Linked DNA regions of Homo sapiens: region 2 is linked to region 1. Evidence: chromatin loops called from intact Hi-C (ENCODE). Cell type or tissue: mammary epithelial cell. All regions are shown on one strand. Links, peaks and the distances in the headings refer to the core of each region. The heading gives the core; the rest is flanking DNA.

Region 1 (7,694 bases), core at 1,152-6,151:
ACCATGCCTGGCTAATTTTTGTGTTTTTTTGTTTGTTTGTTTTTGGAGACGGAGTCTTGCTCTGTTGCCAGACTGGAGTGCAGTGGCGCGATCTTGGCTCACTGCAACCTCCACCTTCTGGGTTCAAGTGATTCCCCTGCCTCAGCCTCCCCAGCAGCTGGGATTACAGGAGTGTGCCGCCATGCCTGGCTAATTTTTTGTATGTTAGTAGATATGGGGTTTCACCATGTTGGCCAGGAGGGTCTCGATTTCCTGACCTTGTGATCCGCCCGCCTCAGCCTCCCAAAGTGCTGGGATTACAGGCGTGAGCCACCGTGCCCTGCCTTAATTTTTTATTCTTAGTAGAGACAGGGTTTTGCCATGTTGACCAGGCTGCTCTCAAACTCTTGACCTCAGGTGATCCACCTGCCTTGGCCTCCCAAAGTACTGGGATTACAGGCGTGAGCCACTGTGCCTGGCTGACAGTAATTATTTATTATCCCCATATTCCAGATGAGGAAACTGTGGCTCACAAAGGGGCGATCATGGATTTTGTCTGCCTTCCTCTCCACCCCCAGAGCTCTGTCACACAACATGGCTTTATTGAACACTTGCACGCCTGGTCTTCGTCTAGATATTAGGGATACAGTGACCCACATAGCTCCAACCTTACAGCCTAGCAGGGGAGCCAGACATTAATAAAATCACTATACAAACATATGTGGTTATAATCCCTCAGCAATCCCATTGGCTCCAGCTTTACCAATATACCCAGAATCCAATCAATTCCCACTAACTATAGGGTTACCATCCTGGCTCATATCCCCATCAACTTGTTCAGTGCAGCAGTCTCTCATCTCACGTCGTATTTTTTGAGTGGATGTGACAACGGAATAACAATAACAAAAAAAAAAAAACGGAATGGCTTAAGTCCATGGAACTGAACATTCATGACATTAGGGCTGACTTCAGGCATGGCTTGATCCAGGGGCTCCAACATTATCGGGATCCTGTGTCACTGTGCATAGCTGGGACAGCTGTCTCCCATGGCAGCAAACAAACACCGTTCCCCAGCAGCTGTAAGCTTTCATCCTCCCAGCTCAGCAACTCCAGCCAATTCCTTCTGCTTAATTACAGCATGTCTCAGGACTCATTCTCATTGGCCAGGCTTAGGTGACATGACATCCCTGATATAATCCCTATGTTCTGGCTGGAATACTCTGATTGGCCAATCTTGGGTCACATGACTTTTCCATTTCAATCTTTTTTTTTTTTTTTTTTTGGAGGGGGGAGATGGAGTCTCATTATGTTGCTCAGGCTGGAGTGCAGTGGCATGATCCTGGCTTACTGCAACCTCCACCTCCCGGGTTCAAGTGATTCTCCTTCCTCAGCATCCAAGTAGCTGGGACTACAGGCGCATGCCACCACACCTGTCTAATTTTTATATTTTTAGTAGAGACAGGGTTTCAGCATGTTGGCCAGGATGGTCTCAATCTCCTGACCTCGTGATCCACCCGCCTCGGCCGCACAAAGTGCTGGGATTACAGGCATGAGCCACTGCGCCTGGCCTAATTTTTGTATTTTTCTAGAGATGGTATTTCACCATGTAGGCCAGGCTGGTCTCGAACTCCTGACCTCGTGATCTGCCCGCCTCAGTTCCCCGAAGTGCAGGGATTACAGGCATGAGACACCACGCCTGGCCTGTTGTGGTTTTGAGATGGGGGTCTTTTTATGTTGCCCAGGCTGGTCTTGAACTCCTAGACTCAAGCCACCCGCCCCCCCTTGGCTGCCCAAAGTGTTGTGATTACAGGCATGAGCCACTGCACTGGGCCAAATGTGTTTTGTTTTTGTGCTTTTCACCGTCCCCAGCGCCCCCAGCTGCCGGCCTTGGGAGCCTGGTGTTGGCAGGACTGTGAGTCACTGTTGGGGTGTTTAAGGGCCTTTAAAAGGTGTTCCCAGCATTTCCCGGGGGCTGTGCACTAATTAGGTGATTAGTAGGCTGACTCCTGCAGATGTCTCCCTGGGGATACCGGGGGACTGTGGGGAGCAGGGAAGTGTGGCTGCCTACTTGGCCTGCCCTCCAGAGGCCCCATTGCCTCCCCATAGACACCCAAGGGGTAAGTGCCAGCCTCAGCTTTACGACAGGTGGGCTCTGTGTCTCTGGACAAGTGGCTGTCCCTCTCTGGTCCCATCTATCTGCTTTCCCATCTATCTAGTGGGCTGTGGGCATATACTATGGTCCTGTAGGAGCCAGAGCCACTATTCTTGCTCTGTTACTCAGATACCTCTAACCTCTCCTCCCAGCAAAATAATCATCCCCTTTATCATAAATGGCTGAGGTTTACCAAATTTTCTCAGAGCCCCAGCACTGATCCAGGCCTTCAAGGTAGGCGCAGTTATTACTACTTTTTTTTTTTTTTTTTTTTTAAATTTCAGAGACAGGGTCTGGCTCTGTCCCCCAGGCTGGAGTGCAGTGCATGATCATAGTTCACTGCGCCTCCACCTCCCAGGCTCAAATGATCCTCCCAGCTCAGCTTCCTGAGTAGCTGGGACTACAGGTGCACACCACCACACCTGGCTAATTTTAAATTTTTTTGTAGAGAAGGGGTCTCCCTATGTTACCCAGACTGGTTTTGAAATACTGGGCTCAATCGATCCACCTGCCTCGGCCTCCCAAATTGTTGGGATCACATTTGTGAGCCACTGTACCTGGCCAAATTTTGTGGGGTTTTTTGTTGTTTGTTTTTTTGAGACAGAGTCTTGCTCTGTTGCCCAGGCTGGAGTGCAGTGGCATGATCTTGGCTCACTGCAACGTCCACCTCCCAGGCTCAAGCAATTCTCCTGCTTCAGCCTCCCGAGTAGCTGGCATTCCAGCTGCCCATGACCACACCCAGCTGATTTTTGTATTTTTAGTAGAGATGGGGTTTCACCAGTTTGGCCAGGCTGGTTTTGAACTCCTGACCTCAAATGATCCGCCCACCTCAGCCTCCCAAAGACCTGGGGTTACAGGCATGAGCCACAAAAATTGAGTCCAATCTCTGCTCACACCAGAGACCAGGATAAACTCCCAATGGGCCAGACAGCGTAAACCAGGGGGCCCCAGCTCCTGGGACTCACCTCCTCTCTCCCTCCCCACTGAGGGTGTGGATTTCAATGTGTACAGCCTCCTAGACCCAGTAGGGCAGATGATCATGGGACACAGAGTCTCTTGGGGGGGTCCGTGGAATCCCATAACCCAGGGGGTCTCAACCAGGGTGATTCTGCTCCCAGGGGGCACTGGGTGATGTCTGGGGACATTTGTGGTTGTCACAATGGTGGGTACTCTTGGCATGGAGTGGGTGGAGGCCACGGATGCTGCTCAGCACCCTGCAGTGCCCAAGACGGCTTCATCCCAGAGAACTATCTGGCTCCAAATGTCCACAGCGGCCAGGGGAGAGACCTCATTCCAGAGCTCGATAGCCACCAACCATGCATGGTTACTTAGGTTTACACTGAGATGGATGGAAACGGGCCAGGCTGTAATTAACCCCAGCGCTTTGGGAGGTCGAGGCGGGAGGATTGATTGAACCCAGGAGGTCGAGGCTGCTGTGAGCTATGATCGCGGCCCTGCATTCCAGCCTAGGTAGCAGTGACAAGCTGTAGATAGATAGATAGATAGATAGATAGATAGATAAAAATGAGATGAAAGATGCATTTCCTCAGTTGCCCTGGCCACGGTTCAGGGGCTCAGCAGCCCACCAGTGACCACCACGTGGGACGCCACGGAGCTAGAATGTAGGCGATGTGGCAGAAAGTCCTAGCGGGCCGCGCAGCGCGGAGACCTCCCCGGGTGCAAACGCTCCCCGCCCCCCACCCACGCGGCGCCCGTGCCGCCGGCCGCTGTTCCACGGATGCCCACACGGGGGCAGTGTGTCATCAGGATCTCGCGCACCTTGGCTCAGGTCGCCTGCACCTGCCCTCTCCCCAGGAGGGTGAGCCAGGCCGCTGGGGGTTTGGAGACAGCAGCCCCTCGGCTTACAAATCCTTTGCGAGCACCTGCTGTGTGCCAGGCTGTGTGCTGGGACAGCTCAGTAAATCAGAGAGTCTTATCCATGCTTTCTCACCGTGGACTTTACGGGAGGGATGGTTCTCTGGGGTGGGGCTGTCCTGGGCACTGCAGGGTGCTGAGCAGCGTCCCTGGCCTCCACTCACTCCATGCCAGGCGCACGCCCCAGTCGTGACAACCACAGATGTCCCCAGACATCACCCAGTGCCCCCTGGGAGCAGAATCATCCTCCAGGTTAGAATCCCTGGGTTAGGGGATTCCGCAGACCCCCAAGAGACTCTGGATCCCATGATCCTCTGCCCTGCTGAGGTCCCAGGTGGCTACACACATTGAAATCCACACCCTGAGTGGGGAGGGAGAGAGGAGGTGAATCCCAAGGGTCCCCATGGTTTGTACCATCTGCCCCATCGGGAGCTTATTCTGCTTTCTGGTGTGAGCAGGGAGCAGACTCAATTTTCCCCCCAAATAATTAACTAAGAGATCCCCATTCTAGACACTGTGGACATTCAAGGCTGGATTGTCCTCTAGGATGAGGCCGCCTTGGGCACTGCAGGGTCCTGAGCGGAGTCCCTGGCATCCACCCACTCCATGCCAGCAGCACCTCCTCCAAGTCCCGACAACCAGAAATGTCCCCAGACACTGCTGTCAATCTCTTGATCAAGGGGTGCAAAATCACCGCCACCTGAGAATTCCTTTCTTTTTTTTTTAATTTTTTTTGAGACAGAGTCTCGCTCTGTCAACCAGGCTGGAGTGCAGTGGCACGATCTCGGTTCACTGCAAGCTCTGCCTCCCAGGTTCATGCCATTCTCCTGCCTCAGCCTCCCGAGTAGCTGGGACTACAGGTGCCCACCACCACATCCAGCTAATTTTTTGTATTTTTAGTAGAGACGGGGTTTCACCATGTTAGCCAGGATGGTCTCGATCTCCTGACCTCGTGGTCCGCCTGCCTCAGCCTCCCAAAGTGCTGGGATTACAGGCGTGAGCCACCGCAGCCGGCCAAAAATTCCTTTCTAGTGAATCAACTCATCACACATATAAATATTTATTTGTTTATTTTATTTTTATTTAGTTTTTTTGAGATGGAGTCTTGCTGTTGTCGCCCAGGCTAGAATGCAATGGCACGATCTCGGCTCACTGCAACCTCCACCTCCCGGGTTCAAGTTATTCTCCTGCCTCAGCCTCCCGGGTAGCTGGGATTACAGGCACCTACCACTGTACCCTGCTAATTTTTGTATTTTTAGTAGAGACGAGGTTTTGCCACATTGGCCAGGCTGGTCTTGAACTCCTGACCTCATGATCCACCCACCTCAGCCTCCCAAAGTGTTGTGATTACAGGTGTAAGCCACCGTGCCCAGCCCACACATAAATATATTTAAATTATGAAATAAGCAGTTATGGCCAGGCGCAGTGTCTCACGCCTGTAATCCCAGCACTTTGGGAGGCCGAGATGGGCGGATCACGAGGTCAGGAGATAAAGACCATCCTGGCTAACACAGTGAAACCCCGTCTCTACTAAAAATACAAAAAAATTAGCCGGGTGTGGTGGCGGGCGCCTGTAGTCCCAGCTACTCGGGAGGCTGAGGCAGGAGAATGGCGCGAACCCAGGAGGTGGAGTTTGCAGTGAGCTGAGATCGCGCCACTGCACTCCAGCCTGGGTGACTAAGTGAGACTCCATTTCAAAAGAAAGAAAGAAAGAAAGAAAGAGAGAGAGAGAGAGAGAGAGAGAGAGAGAAAGAAAGGAAGGAAGGAAGGAAGGAAGGAAGAAAGAAAGGAAGGAAGAAAGAAAGAAAGAAAGGAAGAAAGAAAGAAAGAAGCAGTTATATGAGGTGAGGGAGCTGTAAACTTTTCTTGACCATCACATCTCCACCCAGGTAAAAGTGATTCTCCTGCCTCAGCCTCCTGAGTAGCTGGGACTCCAAGTGCCCGCCACCATGCCTGGCTAATTTTTGTATTTTTTAGTAGAGATGGGGTTTCGCCATATTGGCCAGTCTGGTCTCGAACTCCTGGCCTCAGGTGATCCGCCCGCCTCGGCCTCCCAAACACACATATACACACATGTACTCAGGACAGAGGTTTAAGTACCTGCATAACCCCAATAAAAATTGCACAAGATAACTCTTCGCTCTGCAAAGCACCACGCACTGTGATGTTTCCTATTCTACTTCATTTAAAAAATATATATGGGTCATGATCCACTGAATTGATTTCTCCACCCACAGACTGAAAAAAATAATAATTAAAATAGCGACTGGGAATCACGCACTCCAGAAACATCCCCAGGCCCTTCCACTGTAGAAAAAAATGAATGAGCCAGGCACCAAGGCTCACACCTGTAATCCCAGCACTTTGGGAGGCCTAGGTGGGCAGATGACCTGAGGTCAGGAGTTCAAGACCAGCCTGGCCAACATGGTGAAACACCATCTCTATTAAAAATGCAAAAATTAGCCGGGTGTGGTGGTGGGAGCCTGTAATCCCAGCTACTCAGGAGGCTGAGGCAGGAGAATCGCTTGAACCTGGAAGGCGGAGGTTGCAGTGAGCCGATATCGTGCCATTGCATTCCAGCATGGGTGACAAGAACAAAACTCCATCTCAAAAAAATAAATTAAAAAAAAAATAGTGGTAGCCCGGCACGGTGGCTCACACCTGTAATCTCAGCACTTTGGGAGGCTGAGGTGGGAGGATAGCTTGAGCCCAGGAGGTTGAAGCTGAAGTGAGCCATGATTGCACCACTGCACTCCAGCCTGGGTGACAGAGTGAGACTCTGACTCAAAAGTAAATAAATAAATATAAATGCCTCCTTCTCACTTTATTTATCTGTCTATTTTCCAAATAGATTCATGGATTCTCTCTCTCTCTCTTTTTTTTTTTTTTAGATGGAGTTTCGCTGTCGCCCAGGCTGGAGTGCAGTGGCATGATCTCAGCTCACTGCAACCTCCGCCTCCTGGGTTCAAGCAATTCTTGTGACTCAGCCTCCCTAGTACCTGGAATTGCAGGCATGCATCACCACACCCAGCTAGTTTTTGTATTTTTAGTAGAGACGAGAGTTTGCCATGTTGGCCAGGCTGGTCTCGAACTCCTGATCTCAGGTTATCTCCTTGCCTCTACCTCCCAAAGTGCTGGGATTACTGCAGCCTCCCGAGTAGCTGGGACTACAGGTGTATGCCATCATGCCTGGCAGATTTTATTTTATTTTTTTGTGGAGACAGGTTCTCCCTGACAAGCCCAGGCTGGTCTTGAACGCTTGGCCTCAAGTGATGTGCCTGCCTTGGCCTCCCAAGGTTTTGAGACTACAGGCATGAGACACCTTGCCAGGCCCAGAAGGAGGGGTTTAGAAGGAGTAACAGGGATAGACAAAGTTACATTGTGTAGGGACAGAGCTCACACTGTGGGTAGACAGTTCCAGGCAGAAGGCACAGGCTGTGCAAAGGCCCTGGGGTAGGACTGTGCCTGACTAGTTAGAGGAACACTAAGGAGACCTGTGTGACTGGAGGAAAGGGAGACAGGGAGGAGGGGAGGACGGGGAGGGGCTGGTGCAGGCCCTTGTGGGCCATGGGGCGGACTTGGGCTTTTCCTGAAGGAAGGTGGGAGCCATGGAGGGCTGTGAGCCGAGGAGGGACAGGCCCTGACTCAGATTTGAATTCAGTTATGAAGGCCGAGTGTGGTGGCTCAT
Region 2 (7,694 bases), core at 1,405-6,404, 180 kb after region 1:
CTGCAACCTCCACACCCTGGGCTCAAGCGATCCTCCTGCCTTGGCCTCCCGAGTAGCTGGGACTACAGGCCCCTGCCACCACGCCCGACTAATTTTTTGTATTTTTAGTAGAGATAGGGTTTCACCGTGTTAGCCAGGATGGTCTCGATCTCCTGACCTCGTGATCCACCTGCCTTGGCCTCCCAAAGTGCTGGGATTACAGGCGTGAGCCATCACGCCCGGCCTAATTTTTGTATTTTTTATAGAGATGGGTTTTCGCCATGTTGCCCAGGCTGGTCTTGAAATTGTGAACTCAAGTGATCCTCCCGCCTCAGCCTCCCAAAGTGCTGGGATTACAGGCATGAGCCACTGCGCCCGGTCTCTCTTTCTATGTCTCGACCCAAGACATAGTGTGACATAGTTGTCTTGGGTCGAGACATAGAGATGGTTGTATGGATTTATAATCATTTGTTACATTGCACGCTTACGTGTTCTGCACTTTTCAGAGGGGTACATTGGTAATATATCCCAATTACAATGTTTATTGTGGTGATATATGCATAATATGAAATGTACCGTTAAAAAATTTTTTTTTAATTGAGAAAGCACTTTGCTCTGTTGCCCAGGCTGGAGTGCAGTGGCGTGATCTTGGCTCATTGCAAACTCTGCCGCCCGGGTTCAAACGATTCTCATGACTCAGCCTCCCGAGTAGCTAGAATAGCAGGTTCCCACCACCACACCTGGCTAATTTTTTTTGTATTTTTAGTAAAGATGGAGTTTCGCCTTTTGGGCCAGGCTGGTCTTGAACTCCTGACCTCAGATGATCCACCGGCCTCTGCCTCCCAAAGTGCTGGGATTACAGGTGTGCACCACCGCACCCGGCCCATCTTAACCATTTTTAAGCATAGAGTTCAGTGGCATTAAGTACATTCATATTGTTCTGCAATCATCACCACTATCTGATCTTCAGAACTTTTATTTTACTTTATTTTAGAGACAGGGTCTCACTCTGTTGCCTAGGCTGGATTGCAGTGGTGCTATCATAGCTCACTGCAGCCTCCAGCTCCTGGGCTCAAGTGATCCTCCCACCTTGGCCTCCTAAAGTGCTGGGATGACAGGCGAGAGTCACCTTGCCTGGCCTCCAGAACGTTCTCATCTTCCCAAACTGAAACTGTATCCCTGTGAAACACTCACTCCCCATCCCCCTCCCCAGCCCCTGGCACCCCCCATCCTGATTTCCATCTCTGTGAATCTGATGGCTCTGTGGTCCTCCTATGAAACCTCTGTCTGTCGTTTTGTGTCTGGCTTATTTCACCGAGCATGGTGTTCTCAAGGTTCACCCACGTTGTGTCAGGTATCAGAATTTCCTTCCTTTTTGTGGCTGGATAATATTCCACTGTGTGGGTCGACCGTATTGTATCGATCCCTTCATCTGTGAATGGACGCCTGGGTTGCTTCCGCCTTCCGGCCACTGTGAATCTTACTGCTGTCAACATTGTTATACAAATATCTCTGTTCGAGTCCCTGCTTTCAATTCTTCTGAATATACACCCAGACGTGGAATTGCTGGCTTCCGTGGTAATTTTGTGTTTCGTTTCTGGAGGAACTGTCAAACTGTTTTCTGCAGCAGCCGTACCATTTTACATTCCTACTACAAACTTTTTTCTTTCTTTCTTCCTTCCTTCCTTCCTTCCTTCCTTCCTTCCTTCCTTCCTTCCTTCCTTCCTTTCTTTCTTTCTTTCTTTCTTTTCTTTTCTTTTCTTTTCTTTCTTTTCTTAATGCTGGAAACTGTTGTCAGCTCTGCCTGGTACCCCCAGGGTTCCAGGGGGCTTTTTGGACCTGGGGTGGGTTCCCTCGGATTCCCTACCCCCTCCCCACCACACAGCCCAGCTGGCGGGAGCGACCAGCAGGTGGCCACTTTAATTAGCTCCTGCCTGGAGAAGTGGACACCGTGGAGCTCCGTACAGCGTGTCCCTGGGAGACCAGGGACCATAGGGGGCGGGGTTTGAGGGGGAACCGAGGGTTTGACAACATCGGAGCAGCCCACGATGGTCTCATTTCACAGGTCCCCAGACAGGACCACTCAGTCCCCTGTATCCATCCCAGGACCCCTGACCTCCTGTGTGCAATCCCTACCCCACCTTGGGGAAACGTCTTTCAAAATACTTTTGATCTAATTAGGCTTTCAGGGCGAGGGCGGGTTCTCTTGACTTGCTTGTCTCCTGTCTCTGTCTCTGTCAACGTCTCTGGTCTCCCACCCCTAACGTCGCCCAATCACAGCCTCACTCTGGGCCACCAGAGGGCTGGCCCCGCCCCTCGCTTCCCACCCTCCGATCCCTAATGTTGCCCAATCACAGCCTCACTCTGGGCCACTCTATGGGCTGGCCCCGCCCCTTGCCTCCCATCCCTAATGTCATCCAATCCCAGCCTCACTCTGGGCCACTCCGGGGCTGGCCCCGCCCCTCACCTCTCCTGATTGGTCCTGATTTCTGCCACCATGCCACACCCTCTCAAGCTCCACCCCCATCCATTGGCTGGTCCAACTTGTGGTCCTCTCAGACCATCCCCTCTCCCTCTGATAGGGGAAGGTGAGGCCCAGAGAGGGGGAGCGCATGATCCAAGGCTACACTGCTGGTCAGTGGCAGAGCCCACTGCTCCCTATCCCAGGGCCAGGCCTTCTTCCATCTTTCTGGGACCACTAGTGCCCTCCCCATCCTCCCCGCTGGGCAGCCCCTCTGCCCACTCCCCTCACCCCACCTTGTCCAGGGCTCTCAGCATCTCTTTTCTGAGCTCAGCCACTGACTTTGTTAATGGCTGGACCTCCTCTCCCTCTTCCTGGTCTCACCCTTTGCGGGGGTGTATGTGTGTGCAGGGGTGGAACGGGTGGAAAACACTGAGCCACTTCGACTGTCCCCTCCCAAAACATGGTGGCTTCAGCATCCTCTTCTCTTTTTATTTTTTGAGATTGTAATAAGATATACACAACTTCAAATGTACCGTCTTAACCATTTTAAATGCATGGTTCAGGCCGGGTGCGGTGGCTCACGCCTGTAATCCCAGCACTTCGGGAGGCCGAGGCGGGCAGATCACGAGGTCAGGAGATCGAGACCATCCTGGCTAACACGGTGAAACCCCGCCTCTACTAAAAATACAAAAAAATTAGCCAAGCATGGTGGCGGGCGCCTGTAGTCCCAGCTACTCGGGAGGCTGAGGCAGGAGAATGACGTGAACCCGGGAGGCAGAGCTTGCAGTGAGCCGAGATCGCGCCACTGCACTCCAGCCTGGGTGACAGAGCCAGACTCCGTCTCAAAATAAATAAATAAAAATAAAAATTGCACAGCTCAGTGGTATTAAGCATATTCACACGGTTGTGCAACCATCACCACCATCATCTCCAGAACTTTCTCATCTTCCCAAACTGAAACTCTGTCCCCATGATACACTCAGTCCTCATTCCCCTCCCCAGCCCCTGGCACCTCCCCATTTTACTTTCTGTCTGTGTGAATCTGATGACTCTAGGGACCTCCTAGGAGTGGAATCACACAGGATTTGTCCTTCTGTGTCTGGCTTATTTCACTGAGAGTGACATTCTCAAGGTGCATCCATGTTGCAGCCTGTGTCAGAATTTCCTTCCTTTTCTTGGCTGAATAATATTCCGTTGCGTGGATGCACCAGGTTGTGTAGATCTATGCATCTGTGGATGGAAGCTTGGGTTGCTTCCACCTAGTGGCCACTGTGGGTGGTGCTGCTGTGACCATGGGTGTGCCCGTGCTCTCTTAACACCCCCGTTTCTCTCCCTTCCAGGCTGTGCCTTCCTCACCTACTGTGCCAGGGATTCCGCCATCAAAGCTCAGACTGCCCTGCACGAGCAGAAGACCTTGCCCGGAGTGAGTCCTGTGTGGTGTCTGGGGAGGAGGGGACAGGGGATGGCTCTCAGCCTGGGGTGGGAGCCAAGGCTCTTCCTGAGATTGGCTGTGAATTCTGTGTGTCTCGGGACTCAGAAAGAGGTATGAGGAGCAGAGGTATAGAAATCATCATAATAGTGTGCATTTATTGAGTGCCTACTGTGTGCCGTGCTCTATATTTCATACCAGAGTGGTTGTGTGTGGTTGTGCAGGTTGTATACTGCACAAGGGCACCTGGCCCAGTGTGTCGTTGTCTTTGGGTTGAGACCTGAAGGATAAGGAAGCATTAGCAGGCAGAGGGCACAGCATGTGCCAAGGCCCGGGGGAGGACCATGCCTGACGTGTTGGAGGAACAGGGAGGAGGCCCGTGTGGCTGGAACAGAGTGAGGAGGTGGAGAAAGAAAGGCGGGAAGGGCAGGGGAGGTGACAGGGCTGGTTGCTGAAGGCTGTGTGGACCATGGGGAGAAGCATAGACCATGCTTGCTTCTCACTATAAAAAGGAAAATGATTTTCCTCGCTTGTCTTTATGGTGCAAACGGAGCCACAGTTCCTTAACACAAGGGCTTCTTTTTTTTTTTTTTTTTTTTTTGTTGTTGTTGTTGTTGTTGAGATGGAGTCTCGCTTTGTCACCCACGCTGGAGTGCAGTGTCATGATCTCGGTTCACTGCAACCTCCGCCTCCCAGGTTCAAGTGATTCTCCTGCCTCAGCCTCCCAAGTAGCTGGGATTACAGGCGTGCACCACCATGCCTGGCTAATTTTTGTATTTTTAGTAGAGACGGGGTTTTGCCATATTGGCCAGGCTGGTCTCAAACTCTTGACCTCAAGTGATCTGCACACCTCGGCCTCCCAAAGTGCTGGGATTATAGGTGCGAGCCACCAGGCCCGGCCAACACAGGGGCTTCTTCATCACAATTTCTGTCTGCAGAGGAGGCTGGCCTGGGTGCTGTCTCTGATGAGTCTCTCCTTATTTTTATTTTTTGAGACAGGGTCTTGCTCTGTTACCCAGGCTGGAGTACAATGGCTCACTGCAGCCTCCACCTCCTGGGGTCAAGTGATCCTCCTACCTCGGCCTCCTGAGTAGCTGGGACTATAGGTGCATGCCATCACACGTGGCTAATTTTTTAATTTTTGTAGAGACGGGGTCTCATTATATTGCCCGGGCTGATCCTGAACTCCTGGCTCAAGCGTTCCTCCTGCTTCGGCCTCCCAAAGTGCTGGGATTACAGGTGTGAGCCAGCACACCCAGCCTGATGAGTCTCTCCTGGTCAGCTTTGTCCTCTTTGGGTGGGCAGGAGGCCCCTGCCCCCAGTGAAGGATGAGTGGTCTCCCTGAGCCAGTCAATCCGGGTCCCCAGGCCATGCCTCTTGATGGAGACTGAAGGAACCACAGTGAGCCACGGCGCCCCACCTTGTGAGCTCTGGGGCAGGGAGCTCACCCTTCCCTCCGGAATTCTCAGGGACCTTTCAGCCTCCAGGGACATCAGGGCATTCGTAGCCTTCGTGCTTGGCTGACTGTAGGAAATCTGACGTGCGCCTTCCAGGGACCCGAGGTCATGGCATGAGTTTGACTTGATTCTCCATGAGCATTGGAAGGTTCTGGGCCTGGGGGTGGCCTCTGCTTGGTCTTGAAGAATAGAGAGCCCCTCTTTTGGGTGTGATGTGATGCAAGTTAGAGTGTGGGGTCTGGCAGCCACATCTGTGGGCTCGTTGCTCAGCTCCATCCTTGCTGTGTGACAGTAAGCCAGTGACTTAACCTCTCTGATCTTCAGCACTGGAAGAGAATAACAGGGCAGGGTGGGCTAGCAATCTATAGAGAAGGTGCTCAGTGGAGGGCTTCACTGAGGATGTGACATTTGAGAAAAAACCTGAAAGATGGCATGGAAGGGCACTCCAGGCAGAAGGAACAGCATGTGCAAAAGTGATCTAGAGTCTGCGGTAAATTCCCTGAATTCACTGTTCATCTTGGACCTTCTGCTGGTGCCTACCCAAACCAACCAGAAGCTAAAAAAGTACATTAAAAAAAAAAAGAAAGAAAGAAATCCCACAACCGAACAAAAAATCAAACCAACCAGAAGCTGGAGGGCAGGTCAGTCCATACAGATTAGTGCCCAGGGGCACAGCAGAGTTCTAGGGACCATATTAGTTATTTATTGCTGCATAACAAATTATCCCCAAAATAAAGACTTCAAACAATAAGCACTTGTTATTTCACAGCTACCAGGGGTCAGGAATTTGGGACTGAGTTTGCTGCATGATCCTGGCTCAGGGAGGTTACAGTCAAGATATCAGCAGGAGTTTGTGGTTGAGGAATCTGCTTCCAAGCTGGCTCCCTCTAGTGACTGTTCAGGAGGCCTCAGTTTCTCACCACGTGGGCTTCTCCACAGTGCTGCTTGAGCTTCCTTACAACATGGCATCTTCCCCCAGCACACGTAACCAAAGAGTGATCAAGGAGGAAGCCACAGTCCCCTTTAAGCCCTAGCCTCGGAATTACACACCATCATTTCCACCACATTCTAGCACCAGAAGCCCAGGGGTGCAGAGCAGGGGGGGCAAAGGTGGAGGGAGGAACTCAAGGAACAAACCAGCTCAATACTGGACTTGTCCAAGGTTAGGCAGCCTGCAAGCTGCAGAGTGGGGATTTGGACCTTCATAGTCTGACTCCAGACCCTGTGCTGTTGCCTAATTCATCTAAGTTTAGTGAACCATGTTTTTGCTTGGCATCAGGTCCTGGGGGAAGCTCTGGTCCTTCTGTCCAGAGAAATCTGTACATAGATGGAGATTTACCAACACTTCTAAGGAGTCCTCCCAGCTAAGCACTTCTCCCCCATTCCTTTGTCCTCATTTCCCTGATGAAGGTAACTGAGACACAAACCCAGTCTCTATTCCACTGTCTGAGGCCTTAGGGACCTTGGAACTGGTTCTTTTCCTGTTGGGGGCCAAAACTGAGCTCTGCACTCTGTTGGCAGCCAGGAGGGAAGATGGAAGAGGGTGGAAGGACCAAGAGCCACGAAACCTCATGCCCTTCTTGCCAGGCTGGTGTCCTGGATCTGAGTCCACTTTGAGATGAAGAGATGCCGCAATCACCAGCAGCTCCTTCTCTGCATCCATCTTGAGGGGACTCTGTCCTTCTCTCCATGCCTACTCTCCCTGGGTCAGCCCATAAATTCATAGCTTCCATCCATCCATGCACCTTTCCATCCACCCATCACCCATCTGCCCATGTGTCTACATGCCTGCCTACCTGTCACCCATCTACCTGCCTATCCATTCATTCATTCATCCATCTACTCATCCACCTACCCACCCACACATCCATCATCCACCCATCCTCTCATCCAGCCACACGTCCATCCATCTACGCATCCATCCATCCATCCATCTATCCATCCACCCACCCATCTATCCATCCATCCACTGATTTACCCTTTCATCCATCCATTCACACACTGATCCATGTTTCTATCCATTCATCCACCCATCCACCCATCAATTCATCCATCCATCCATCCATCCATGCATTCATTCACCCATCTACTCATTACCTACCCACCCACCCACACATCTATTATGCATCCCTCCATTCTCCCATCCAGCCACACACCCATCCATTCACCCACACATCCATCCATCTACCATTCATCCATTGAGTCACTCACTCATCTATCCACCCACTCATCTATCCATCCATCTGTTCACCCATTTGCCCTTTTATCCATCCATCCATCCACCCATCCATCCATCCATTCATCCATCCATCTATCCATTACTCATCCACCCACTTGTCTATCCATTCATCTGTCCATCCATCTA

Evidence for each region. Hi-C counts contacts between places; a loop is a spot of excess contacts. Peaks named below come from ENCODE experiments on the same cell type or tissue, not always from the same donor. Only the 100,000 strongest peaks of a DNase experiment are listed, where the experiment ranks them.
Region 2: a loop joins it to region 1, with 35 times the contacts of the local background. A loop is called at or near these places in 1 of 110 quality-filtered maps.

What each region holds. Positions count from the first base shown.
Region 1 is chr19:3,072,265-3,079,958 of GRCh38, forward strand. It overlaps LOC105372242 (a long non-coding RNA gene), which reads right to left and starts at 3,210. Exons shown (of 4, transcript XR_001754027.2): 1 at 3,097-3,210. RefSeq lists an enhancer at 1,007-1,301 and a silencer at 4,170-4,427. In mammary epithelial cell, for the core only: CTCF peaks have their summits at 1,843 (motif pointing left) and 3,873 (motif pointing right); no DNase peak of the experiment used is centred there; H3K4me3 peaks cover 176 bases.
Region 2 is chr19:3,247,202-3,254,895 of GRCh38, forward strand. It overlaps CELF5 (CUGBP Elav-like family member 5), which reads left to right. Exons shown (of 13, transcript NM_021938.4): 2 at 3,784-3,866. Among named protein-coding and RNA genes, the nearest start is that of CELF5, 26 kb to the left of the region's middle. In mammary epithelial cell, for the core only: a CTCF peak has its summit at 3,707 (motif pointing left); no DNase peak of the experiment used is centred there.